Linked DNA regions of Homo sapiens: region 2 is linked to region 1. A link is a contact called in ENCODE Hi-C or POLR2A ChIA-PET data. All regions are on one chromosome and are shown on one strand. The core of a region is the stretch at or near the end of the contact, and the rest is flanking DNA. Distances in the headings are between cores, read along the strand shown.

Region 1 (6,145 bases), core at 1,035-3,534:
CAATAAAATATGTTGAATAAATGAACAAGTGACCAATCCATATGTTCCCTGGCCTTTAGTAGGTGCTCAATAAATATTTGTTGGATAAATGCATGAATATCCCCAGCACATAGGAGGAATTTGATAAAATTGTTTGGAAACTAACGAGGAACTGAATCTCTATTTCTCCCTGCTACATAGTTGGTGGTCAATATACAAATTTGTTGGAAAAAACTGAATGAATAAATGACGCTCCACCACATTTGACACATAGCAGGCCCTCAATAATATTTATATTTTATTTTTTTATATTTATTTATTTTTTGAGACGGAGTTTCACTCTTGTTGCCCAAGCTGGAGTGCAGTGGCATGATCTAGGCTCACTGCAACCTCTGCCTTCCGGGTTCAAGCAATTCTCCTGCCTCAGCCTCCCAGGTAGCTGGGATTACAGGCACATGCCACCACACCTGGCTAATTTTGTATTTTTTTTAGTAGAGACGGGATTTCACCATGTTGGCCAGGCTGGTCTCAAACTCCTGACCTCAAGTGATCCACCCACCTGGGCCTCCCAAAGTGCTGGGATTACAGGTGTGAGCCACCGCTCCCAGCCTATTTTAAAATTATTTATTTATTTATTTATTTATTTTTGAGACGGGGTTTCCATCTTGTTGCCCAGGCTGGACTGCAATGGTGAGATCTCCACTCACTGCAACCTCTGCCTCCGGGGTTGAAGCGATTCTCCTGCCTCAGCCTCCCAAGTAGTTAGGATTGCAGGTGCCCACCACCACACCCAGCTAATTTTTGTATTTTTAGTAGAGACGGGGTTTCACCATGTTGGTCAGGCTGGTCTCAAACTCCTGACCTCAGGTGATCTGCCTGCCTGGGCCTCCCAAAGTGCTGGAATTACAGGCGTGAGCCACCCGGCCAGTATTTTTAGACAAATGAATAAATGATCATCCATCTTTCTCTGTCACATAGTAAGTACTTGATAGTTATTAAATAAATTGATGATGATATGCTTTCTGGCATACAATAGGAACTCAACACATGAGTATTGCATAAATGAATAAATGACCCACTGTTCATCTCCCCTAGCACATGGGAGGTGCTGGATAAATGACTTTTCATCTCCCCAGATTTCCAGAACTACCTACGGACACAGACAGGGAACACGACCACTATTAACATCATCATTTGCACTGTGGACTACCTCCTGCGGCTGCAGGTGAGGACGTGAGACGGTTCAGGTGTGACTTGGGTCGGGGGCTGCAGGGCCATGGTCGGCCCCAGCACCCCCTCACACCCTACCCGCCCCCACCAGGAATCCATCAGCGACTTCTACTGGTACTACTCGGGCAAGGATGTCATTGAAGAGCAGGGCAAGAGGAACTTCTCCAAAGCCATGTCGGTGGCTAAGCAGGTGTTCAACAGCCTCACTGAGTACATCCAGGTAGGGCGCTCCCCCTGGGGCGGGAGTGGGAAGGGAGGGGGTCCCGCATCGTGATCCCTGATCCCTTCTCGGGGATTCCCTTCCCCCCCACACGGCACTCTGCCTCCCAGGGTCCCTGCACCGGGAACCAGCAGAGCCTGGCGCACAGTCGCCTATGGGACGCAGTGGTGGGATTCCTGCACGTGTTCGCCCACATGATGATGAAGCTCGCTCAGGTTCGAGCCCCTCTGGTCTCCATCCACCTGCTTCCGGGCGTCCCCCAAGTGGTCCATTTCCAAGTCTTGCCCCTTTGGTCAGTTTGTCACCCGAGTGCTCCCGGCATGTTCCAGACTGGTTCCCTCTCAGTGGCCAAATCCATCCTCTTTCTGGATTGGCTGTCTGCATGACCCCGCCTCCTCCTCTGCCCCTCCCTCCCCACCAATCAGCTGGTTTTCCATCCACGCTTCCATTGGTCTGACGTGTTGGCCCCGTCCCAATGGCCGGAGCTCCTCTATGATTGATTGCTGTTTTTCTCTCTGATGAGTCATCGCAGATGTGGACAGTCCTTGGGCTAGGATGGGGCTGGTTTCTAGATTAGAGCCTGGGGCTGAGGAAATGTTTTGCTTCTTTATCTTACTTGCGGCAGATGACACCCATATCAGGCATTCATGATGTAAGGTCCCTGTTGAGCACCACCTTCCATTTCCATAATCCTTGTTCCTCTTTCCCTCACCCCTTTGCAGCCTTGCCAATGTCTCACGAACACTTAATCCATTTGCTCTGCTTCTGTCTGGTAACTATATTCAAGGCTGCCATATACTGTTCCGCAGGTCGTGCACTGCACAAAGGCACGATCTCTGAGAGCATTCACATCCTACACATAATGGTGTATTTATTACAATAGTTTAGTTTTCCAGCAGATGGCAGTAAAGCATCCAGCATGTTATAACTTCCCTACAGGAAGTGTTTTAGGGGACGCCTTTTTTTCTAATTTGCTCAAAGGTGCCCCAGGGGCTGGCAGAAACCCTAATTCGTTGTCATCTGACTTTTTAAAAGGAGTTAAACTTAGAATGCAATTCCTCCGTGTCACAGCAGCTGAAGTTGTGCTGTTGGTATCCTAAAATTCTAGAGAGTGTTGGTATCATCATGTAGAATTCCAAATCCTGCAGGGCTAATTCATCCGCCACCATCTAGTCTAGGTTGCAAAAGCTAGAAATCCAGTGCAAAGTGGTGGCTTAAGAAAAATAAAGAATTTATCAGTTCATATTACAGATCCAGGGCTTAGAGTGATGTCAGCAGAACTGCCTCCTCTTTGACTGCATTTGCAAGCAGGCTGTCTCCCTGGGCTGGAAAAAATGGTGCCTCAGGCTCCTATCCACTCTACTTCTTAACAGCCCTAGAGGGAAGAGATCTCCTCTTTCCTGAAAGCTCCAAGAAAAAAAAAAACCTGAGATTCTCTCTGACTAGCCTATTGGGTCACATGTCCCTCCCTGAACCAATCATCATAGGCTTAGGAAAGAAAGCTTTGACTGACCAGGCCCGGTCATATACCCACCTATAGAACCAGGAGGTAGGGTTAGCCCCATGTGCTCTGACTGTGGGATGGGGGACTCCGCAGGTGAAAATTGAGGGATTGTAAAGAGAGGAGGGGGACTGAATCATGGGTAGGCACAAACCACAGGCGCCCACCCACTGTAAGATCTTGAGATTAGGAGTGTCGGGACCTTAGGCGCAGAATGCAGAGCTTTGGAACTGTGGAAATACATTAGGATTGGAATCAACAACTGATAGAACTAGCATGGGAGCAAAAGATCCTTACATCCCATTTATCTGGTATCATCTCCTCCCCTCTCCATTTTATTTGGTGGAACCATATGAAATTACCACTTTGGATCTGGCACGGTGGCTCATACCTGTAATCCCAGCACTCTGGGAGCCCTAGGCGGGCAGATCACCTGAGGTCAGGAGTTCGAGACCAGCCTCACCAACATGGAGAAACCCCATCTCTGTTAAAAGTAAAAAATTAGCTGGGTATGGTGGCGCATGCCTGTAATCCAGCTACTCGAGAGGCTTAGGCAGGGGAATTGCTTGAACCTGGGAGGCAGAAGTTGCAGTGAGCCGAGATTGCGCCATTACATTCCGGCCTGGGCAACAAGAGCAAAACTCTGTCTCAAAAAGAAAGAAATTACCACTTTGTGAGCCAAAAGTGATCACATGTTGGCAATTTTATGTGACTCAACCTAACATAAATAGGGGCCATGAGGCAAAACTTTGTATTGGAGGTTTCTATGGGCCCTACACTGTGGCCCTATGTTCCCCGCAGACGGCTTACCAGAAAGCACATGGCTGTCTCTGCAGCCTTCCTCCTGAACCCAGAGTCCCACTCTTGCCATCACACATTATATTCAACATACATCTGTCAATCCCACCGTAGGCCAGGCACAGTGCTGGGCTCACATCCCTTCCTAGACCTGGGTCTCTGTCCCCAGTGTTTGTCTCTGTCTGTCTCTGTCTCTCTCTGCCCCAAATGTCTGCCCCGCAAGCCTCTCAGTCCTCCTTGTCTGCCAGCCTTCCCACTACCCATCACCTATCGAGCCCGTCCCCCAAGTGCCAACCCCACCCCCACAATCTTGTCTCTCTGCCCCTTCCCCTGCTTCCGAGGAACATGTCTGGACTCGGGTCCCCTCGGAGGTAAGAGGGGAGAAAACGGGTTTAGGCCCTGCTGGGTAGGTGAGGAGGGGGAGAAGCAACAGAGGTGGGGGAGGTGTATGCTGAGACCAGCCCTCACCGAGCTGGGATCTCTAGGACTCAAGCCAGATCGAGCTGCTGAAGGAGCTGCTGGATCTGCAGAAGGACATGGTGGTGATGTTGCTGTCGCTACTAGAAGGTAAACACCCAGGAGTGAGGGTGAGGGAACAGTAAAGAGGTTCAGAGAAGCCTGAGAATGGCCCCCTGAGACCCGGGAGACCCTAATCCTCAACCCCATCTGACATCGTGTCAGGATCCATGGGTTGATGAAGAAGCCATAATAGGCCAGATGCGGTGGCTACACCTGTAATCCCAGCACTTTGGGAGGCCGAGGTGGGAAGATCACCTGAAGTCAGGAGTTTGAGACCAGCCTGGGCAACATGGTGAGACCCTGTCTCTACTAAAAATACAAAAATTAGCCTAGTGTGGTGGTGTGTGCCTGTAGACCCAGCTACTCGGGAGGCTGAGGTGGGAGGATCACCAGAGCCCGGGAGGTCCAGGCTGCAGTGAGCTGTGATCACACCACTGCACTCCAGCCTGGGTGACAGAGCAAGACCCTGTCTCAAAAAAACAAACCCCAAAAACAAACCAAATGTCCAAATGTGGCAAAAGATAAACAATTGATGAATGTGGATATATTAGGATCCCTTTTTTTTTTTTTTCTTTTCTGAGACGGAGTCTCGCTCTGCCGCTCAGGCTGGAGGTGCGGTGGCGCGATCTCGGCTCACTGCAAGCTCCGCCTCCCAGGTTCACGCCATTCTCCTGCTTGGCCTCCCCGGTAGCTGGGACTACAGGCGCCCGCCACCACACCTGGCTAATTTTTTTTTTTTTTTTTTTGTATTTTTAGTAGAGACGGGGTTTCACCATGTTGGTCAGGATGGTCTGGATCTCCTGACTTCGTGATCCTCCCGCCTCAGCCTCCCAAAGTGCTGGGATTACAGACTTGAGCCACTGCGCCCAGCCTACATTAAAATTTAAAAATTACAAAAATAAACTGGAGCCAAGCTTCAGCTGCTGCCTTTAGAGGGAGTGTGGGATCGCAGTTTGCCAATCTCTACCTCTCCTTGCTGCTTACCACTGGCTAGCCTCAGTCTTCTGTGGACCCTCCTGACTGTGTGTACTGGTGGAAGTTTTAGTTGTGTAAGCCCTGAGGTCATGCAGCTCTGAGTTCAAATCCATTCTCCCCACTTTACTGGCTATGTAACTTTGAGTGCATGACTTTCTCTATGTCTCAGTTTCTCTTCCTAAAAGTAGAGTCACACACTTCCCTTTTTGTGTGATTGTGCCAGGGTAGCATTTGGCACCTACCTTTAGCGTACATCATCATTATCTTTTTTTTTTTTTTTGAGACAGAGTCTCACTCCATCACCCAGGCTGGAGTGCAGTGGCACGATCTCGGCTCTGCAACCTCCGCCTCCCAGGTTCAAGCAATTCTCGTGCCTCAGCCTCCCAAGTAGCTGGAAATACAAGCACATGCCACCACGCCCAGCTGATTTTGTATTTTTAATAGAGACGGGGTTTCACCATGTTGGCCAGGCTGGTCTCAAACTCCTGGCCTCAAGTGATCCACCCACCTCGGTCTCCCAAAGTGCTGGGATTACAGGCGTGAGCCACCACGTCCGACCTGACATCATTAGCTTTACTGGGGGAGGTGGGCAAAGGCAGGATCAGCCAGGTTGGCACAGGAGGCTGACGCAGGTCAGGAAGGGACCTGTGGAGGGGAGGCTGTGGCTGGCCAGGGACACTCCAGCAGCGTGGTGGCTCCTGGGCTGGAAAGAGAGGCAAGCCTGGTGGGGCCCCAGAAGGGAGTGTTCACCGGCCACACTGACCTGGGGCTGCCTGCAGGGAACGTGGTGAACGGCATGATCGCCCGGCAGATGGTGGACATGCTCGTGGAATCCTCATCCAATGTGGAGATGATCCTCAAGTTCTTCGACATGTTCCTGAAACTCAAGGACATTGTGGGCTCTGAAGCCTTCCAGGACTACG
Region 2 (7,134 bases), core at 1,224-3,723, 230 kb after region 1:
ACAATGGGATGTGTTTGTCTAAATTCACGGAAATGTACACTTTTTAAAATTTTTTTTATTTACTTATTTATTTTTTTGAGATGGTGTCTTGCTCTGTTGCCCAGGCTGGAGTGCAGTGGCACCATCTCGGGTCGCTGCAACCTCTGCCTCCCAGGTTCAAGCGATCCTCCTGCCTCAGCCCCCATAGTAGCTGGGATTACAGGCATGCGCCACCACGCCCAGCTAATTTTTGTATTTTTAGTAGAGATGGGGTTTCACCATGTTGGCCAGGCTGGTCTCGAACTCCTGACCTCAGGTGATCCACCTGCTTCGGCATTCCAAAGTGCTGGGATTACAGGCGTGAGCCACCCCACCCAGCCAAAACTGTACACTTTAAAAGGAAGAATTTTACTGTGTATAAATGACATCTCAATGAAGTTGATATTAAAAACACCAAGGCTAGGTGAGGTGGCTCACGCTTCTGTTCCTAGCACTTTGGGAGGCTGAGGCAGCAGGATTGCTTGAGTCCAGGAGTTCCTACTGTGTCTAGCCACTGTGCCAACCCTTCCTTGAGTTCCCAATTGGGAAACTTCCCAATGAGGAATTTGATGCCTACAGAGGTTGAGTGACCCTGTCCTTAAAAAAAAATTTTTTTTTTTAATTAGCCAGGAACGGTGGTGCGTGCCTGTAGTCCCAGGTACTCTGGAGGCTGAGTCAGGAGGATCGCTTGAGCCTTGGAGGTCGAGGCTTCAGTGAGCTGGGATCATGCCCCTATGCTCCAGCCTGGGTGAGACAGAGCAAGACGTTGTCTTTGAAAATATATAAAAAGTGGCTGGGTGCAGTGGCTCACATCTGTAATCCCTGCACTTTGGGAGGCTGAGGTGGGTGGATCACCTGAGGTCAGGAGTTCGAGACCAGCCTGACCAACATGGTGAAACCCCATTTCTACTAAAAATACAAAAATTAGCTGGGCATGGTGGCACACACCTGTAATCCCAACTACTCGGGAGGCTGAGACAGGAGAATCGCTTGAACCCAGGAAGTGGAGGTTGCAGTGAGCCAAGATTGCGCCACTGCATTCCAGCCTGGGCAATAGAGCGAGACTCTGTCTCAAAAAAAAAAAAAAAAACAAAAACGGATATATATATATGTATATACATATATACACACACATATACACATATACATATACACAAACACACACACACACGCACACACACACACACACATATGTATAAAGTAATAAATGAAAGCAAACAAAATGTAATTTCCAGAGGCTAAGACCCCAAGGAGAGGAATCGCATTCACTTGGGTCCACCATCTACTTGATGTGTGATCTTAAACCAATTCACTCAACCTTCGTGGGCACCAAATTCCTCATTAGGAAACTATGCATAGAGGATCTCCTTCAGAAGGTTGTTTCGGGGATTGAAGGAATGGTTAGCGCAGCGGCTACACATAGTAGGAACTCAGGGAATGCTGCTGGGACTCACGTTCCTAAGCCATGAAAACCGTCCAGTGGGTGGAGGGTGCTACCATTTATGCATGGAGGGGAAGAAACTACCCGTGCATATGTGCAGAGGTCCACAGGGGATTTTCTGAAAGATACACATGAAATGAAGACCAGGGAAACAGCAGTATTCTCCCAGTAAAGAGGATAGATGTATGTGTACATATATGTGCATATACATATATACACGTATATTTATAAATGACAAACACACAAAAATAACAGTATAAATCTCCATTTGTTATATATTTAAATTTTTTGTAGCGATCGGGCTGTTGCTATATTATCAAGGCTGGTCTCATACACCTGGCCTCAAGCGATGCTCCGACATCAGCCTTCCAAAGTGCTGGGATTACAGGCCTGAGGCATCGCGCCCAGCTCCAAATCTCCATTCTCGGTGAACCATTTGAGAAAAAATCGCAAACATGTTGCATCTCCAAATACCTAACTATGTTTTCCACAAACAGGGACAGGTTCCCACGTGCACACTGTAAGGCACGGTGAAAATCGGGACATTAACACGGCTGAATCGCTACCATCTAATCCGAAGGCCCAACCACATTCACCACTTGTGCCAATAATATGTTCATTTCACTGTATGTTTTGAAATGTGTACCACATGTATATGTTATCTTTACGAAAAAAAAAATAGTATGTTGAAACCACTCGTCACAGCCAAATGAAATAAGAGCTAACTCATTCAAGCAGGAGCCCCGGAGGACTAAAAGAATCCGGCCTCTCCCAGGCCTCCTCACCTGAGCAGGGCTCCCTCCTGACTACCGCCCACCCACTCCAGGGCAGGACGCGGGAAGAGACTGCCCAGCCCGAGGGTCGCAGGGGCAGAAAACCCCAGGTCCTGAACGCGCCTGGGCCCCGCGGCGAACCTGGCGTCCCCACCAGACACCAGAATCAGATTCAGGCCAGGCCAGGAACCACCCCAGCTTCCTGCATCCGCCTTGGTCCAGGCAGCAATGACGGCGGCGGCCGCCAGGGGGACGGAAGCTCAAGGGCGGGGATCCAGGCCCAAGCCTGGGCGCGCCCACCAAGGCGTGGATCCGGACGAAGGTTCCGGAACAGCCGGTCCCGAGCACCCACGTGCAGCTTCCGATCACAGCCCTGGCGTGGCTTCTCTGTCCCCGGCTAAGGCCCGCGGTCGCTGCAGGGTGCCTCGCCGAGGGTGCGGGCTCGGGGCTCACAGTGCTCCCAGCCTCTCCCACCCCAACCCCGCCATTAAGGGGAGCCCCAGCGACGCCCTGAACCCTGAAAGTCACACTGGGGCCGGGGCTGCACTTGGCGTCCGCTTCCCCTCCCGTCACAGTGACCAGGGCTAGGGCCGCGGTCGGGGCCGTCGGGGAGAGCGGAGGGCGCGTGGGAATGGGGCTCGCTGCGCCACGGAAATCCCGCGCCGCCCTTCGAGTCCTCCCAGCTGCTCCGCAGAGCCGGGGCCGCTGCCATCGCGTCTGCCCCGAGGGTGCGCAGGCGGGTACCTGTCCCGACTCGGGGAACAGCGGGAGCCCGGAGACGCCCGTCGGGCTTCCCAGCCCCACCTGGGACGTCTCTAGGGGCGGGAGGCCAGGAGAGAAGAGGGTGGGAGAGATGAGCTGCAGGGGGATACGGGACCCAGGGACCCGGGATCTTATAACACGCTTTCCACCCGTAGGATTGGGGCCCACAAATGACCAGAAAGGTGGGACTCATTCGCCCCCTTTGCAGATGGACCCATGTTGGCGCCCCTTAGATCTGCAGTGGGGGCACCAGGACCTGCGGTGAGCGCCTCTGCGCCCCAAACGCCAGCAGGTCCGCCCGACCGCATTCCCAGCTGGCTTGCTTTGCACAAATGCTGCGTCAGGGCACGCCCCACACCCACTCCTTCCCAGATCGCGACCCTCACGCCTTCGCAGACAGAAAGTGTCCTAAGCACAGGCAGGCTCAGAGCCCGCCTCCGCCTCGGATTCGCTGTGTGGCCCGGAGCCAGTATCTTGGCCTCTCTGGGTCTCAGTTTGCTCATCTCAGTGAATGGGACACAGACACAGTCGCGCTGCGGGCTAACGCTTTATTTGCCAGCCAAGGCCCCGGGCCCGCCTGGGCTTCTGCTCAGAAGATCCTCACGGAGTCCAGCTGCACGTCCCCGCCCACCTCCACCAGGCGCACGCGCGCCAGCGGCAGGCGGTGGCGGAAGTGGTGGTACTGGGCGTCCCCAACCACGGCCTGCAGGGGAGGGTCGGTGGTGAGGATTCCGGAGGCCCGTGCTGGGTGGCCCTGGGGAAATCACTCATCCCCTCTGGGCCTCAGTTTCCTCACTGGGAAAATGGGGCTATTGTTCATTCTAACTCTTGCGTGAGGATCAAACGAGTTGACTGTGTGGCACAGTAAAAAGAGGCTTTTTTAGTGCTGGTAATGGATATTCTCATTTCAGCGACCATTACCCGCTATTAAAGCGCAGAGGAGGGAGGTGAATTCGCGTAAGCTGTGGGTGGTGGAGGATCTGCCGCCACTCCCACCCGCCAATCCTTGCTAGGACGAGTTCCTGGGCGCTGTTTCCAACCCATCCCTCCCCATGCCTCAAACCCCGGACCTCAGGAAGGAATGAACTGGGAGTAGGGTCTGGGATGGCGAGTCTGGGCCACGCCTTCCCGCTAGGACGCCCACCCCTTGGACACTTGGCTGGTGCTCGCCTCGTCCTGACCCTGCTGTCTCTCTGTCCCTCGGACCCAAGTGGGAGTTGTTTAGGCGAGAGAGAGGGTCGAAGGACACCCTTCTCCGCCTTGGCCACGACTTCCCTACCCCCCTCACCCCGCCCCGAACCTCCCTGCCTTCCACCAATAGCCTGGCTTTGCCCAACCCTCTGCTCCAGGGACCTAAGTCTTGGCGTCCACGCCCCTGTCGCAGAGACGCACCTTGAAGCCGTCGTCTGACGCGATGATGAGCACCTCGAAGGGCTGCCCGCGCTGGAAAGGAACGCCCGGCCCGCGCTCCTCGCGGCCCCAGGAGCCTTGCTCCTTGCTGTTGAAGACCACCTCCGACGTGTCCAGCCGGGGGTTGAAATGCAGCGCGGCATCGGAGCCCTGCTCCTCCCCGCACAGCAGGTTTACATGGAACCTGGAAGAGGAGGATGGTGGCCGTCAGGGCTCAGAAACCACCCAGACCAAGAAATGTTGAGGGTGAGGAATACCGATGTCTACAATTTACTTTGAATGAATAAGTAAATGAAATGTTGGCTGGGTGCAGTGGCTCACCCTGTAATCCCAGCACTCTGGGAGGTGGAGAAGGGAGGATCGCTTGGGCCCGGAAGTTAAAGACCAGCCTGGGCAACATAGCGAGACCCCACCTTACAAAAAAACGAAAGAACAAACAAAACATAAACCGCCCAGACCAAAGTGAAGGTCTTATGGACTGGCACTCCCCATTCCCAGAGTACCCCCAAATTAACAGGGACCTGAAGACAGGCACACACCGCAGAAGGAGAGGTAGGCGACTAATGACCAGGGAGCTTAGATTCCCAAGGCAGCCAAAATATCATGAGGCCCTTGGCAGAAACCTACCCAGACCAAACTCACTACGCTTAGGGCAGGGTGCCCTCATTTCCAAAGAGCCTGGGAGCTGCCCAGGAGGTCTGGGTGATAGCCAGGGTGCTCCTGATGCTCAGGGAACCCTCAGCTTCTACAGGACAAAGAATAATACCAGGAACCCCAGTATTTCCAGGGTACCTCAGAATCCAGAAGGCCCGAAGTTCCTTAGCCAGGAAGTCAAAGGATGGCTTGGCAAGGACTCCCAGGGTCCAGGGTGTCTCCAGGACTTGGAGTATTTCCAGAGTTCCCTGGGACTCAGACATGGAAGTCATAGGACTATATCTAGGAACCCTGAGATTACCCAGGGACCTCAAATGCTTAGGGAAACTTAGGGACCCCAGCCACAAAGGCACGGGGGCAAATACGAATACATCAGATTTGAGGTCAGAAATGGCCTCGGACTCCTAGCCTGGTGGATACAGGTGGCCTCGGGCCCCTACTTCTGGACTGCAAAAATTGGGAGTCAGCTGATCCTGAGACCTGTACCCTTTACCCCTAGGGCCTGGGGCCTCACCTGCTGGCATTGGGAGGAACCAAGCCGCGAATTCTCAGCACCGTGCCAGGGCGGATGCCCTCGGGCAGTGAGGACTTGTGGGGGACGTTCTGCAAGAGTGGGGTGCAGGGGCCACTGTGAGCCGGTGAGACCGAAGGAGGGAGGCAGAAGGTGGGTCACCCCTCAGAGGAGCCGACCAGGGCTGAGACTGGCAGAAATCAGTGGAAGAGGAAAGGGTGGCGGAGAGGCAGGAAAGAGACCAGAAACAGACAGGGAAACAGATGGGGAGAGCAACAAAGACAAACAGAAAGATCCTCAAAGAGGGCCCCAGAGGAAGCCACAAAGAGGTAGAGGGGACAGTCGGGATGGGGGTTACCCGGAGGCCACAGCCCAGGCCAGTCCGTGGCACACTCACTGCCCACTTGCTCCTTTGAAAGAGGAGCCCCCAGCCCCCTCCCTGCTTGGCCCCGCCCCGGGCCCCTGGAGCACTCACGGACATGGCTGGGACCGGGTTGGGCAGCCGTGGTGGTGGGGCCTGCTGGGGACCTTAAATAAAAGCAGGGCGGGGCTGGCCCTGATGACTCACCCCACCCCTTCCCACCCACCACCCACACCTGGCACGGACCCTGGCCCTGGGGCAAGCCCGGCGAAGCGGGAGTGGCACCTCTTCTTGGGGGCCCTGATCCCCCCATCACCCAGGGCCCGGGTGCACTGCCCCTCTCCTAGGAGCTGATAATAAGAGGGAATGTTTAATAGTAATAAACTCACAGCAGAGAAGGCTCCTTGTGCCACTGCCCCTCCACCCCTGTCTTCCCGCTGCCTGGCACACGGAGAGCCTCTATCTCATTTCATGTATTTATTTGTTAGTAATTTCTCTTATTTTATACACAGACATATTAGGTCCTGGGAGGCCAATCTGGGTGGGAACTCCAGACCCTTCTCTCCAGCTGAGAACCTCCTGCCTGGACTGATCCGTGCTGAAATCTAAGCTTCTGCCTCTGTAATGGAACAGCGGCCACAATAGGAGCACTAGTGACTGACAGGGTGGCTTCATGGGTTCACAGGGGGCCTGCCTGATCCCCTCAGCGCTGCACCCCTGGGTCCTGGAGTGTGCCCAGTTCATGGAAGTCCTCAGTCAGGAGGGGTGAAAGGAGGGGATCCACTAGGACTATGCCTGTCATTTCCAAGGCCCCTCGGCTGCCCAGGAGATGCAGGAAATCACTGATTGGGACCCCATCATTCCAACAGGGAGGAGTATGGGTCACCCCCATTGTACAGAGGAGGAGGCTGAAGCTGGGATGGGAAGCGATTTGCCAAAGGCAGGAGCGTGCAGGACCCGTTGCCCTGACCTCTGGCTCTCCTCACCTCTGCTCGCACCTCTCCTGTGGGTTCTGTCTCTGGGGCTGGCTGTCTCACTCTGTCCGTCTCTGCCCCTAACTCTGTCTACCACATATTCCTGTCCCACTTCTCTCCTTCAAGTCTCTCTTCTTCCTCCTTCCAGGACTGCTACCATCATGCCACCAAGTTTGTAGGTCAGGATGAGGTGGGTTTTGGGGTGGTGGGTGGCCTAGCATTCCATCACC

The links. A loop is a pair of places that touch in the nucleus more often than their neighbours do. ChIA-PET counts read pairs that join two places held with the same protein, here RNA polymerase II (POLR2A). Pooled maps may share reads with other maps.
Region 2: a pooled map shows a loop between it and region 1 (4-fold over the local background). The contact joins two enhancer-like sites. A Hi-C loop is called at or near these places in 5 of 50 pooled maps. POLR2A ChIA-PET finds 5 or more read pairs at or near these places in 2 of 52 experiments (Panc1 and activated CD4-positive, alpha-beta memory T cell).

What each region holds. Positions count from the first base shown.
Region 1 is chr19:38,542,232-38,548,376 of GRCh38, forward strand. RYR1 (ryanodine receptor 1) reads left to right here. Exons shown (of 106, transcript NM_000540.3): 85 at 1,116-1,204; 86 at 1,301-1,429; 87 at 1,540-1,644; 88 at 4,214-4,295; 89 at 6,002-6,145. Among named protein-coding and RNA genes, the nearest start is that of MAP4K1-AS1, 51 kb to the right of the region's middle. RefSeq lists enhancers at 1,962-2,021, 2,372-2,461. Within about 2 kb of position 2,285, at least 12 of the 41 ENCODE cell types and tissues checked have a DNase peak (open chromatin) inside an H3K27ac peak, as active enhancers do.
Region 2 is chr19:38,767,443-38,774,576 of GRCh38, forward strand. LGALS7 (galectin 7) reads right to left here and starts at 6,075. Exons shown (of 4, transcript NM_002307.4): 1 at 6,045-6,075; 2 at 5,573-5,661; 3 at 4,387-4,588; 4 at 3,526-3,697. The coding sequence starts at 6,050. The coding sequence ends at 3,584. RefSeq lists a silencer at 2,411-2,580. Within about 2 kb of position 2,474, at least 14 of the 41 ENCODE cell types and tissues checked have a DNase peak (open chromatin) inside an H3K27ac peak, as active enhancers do.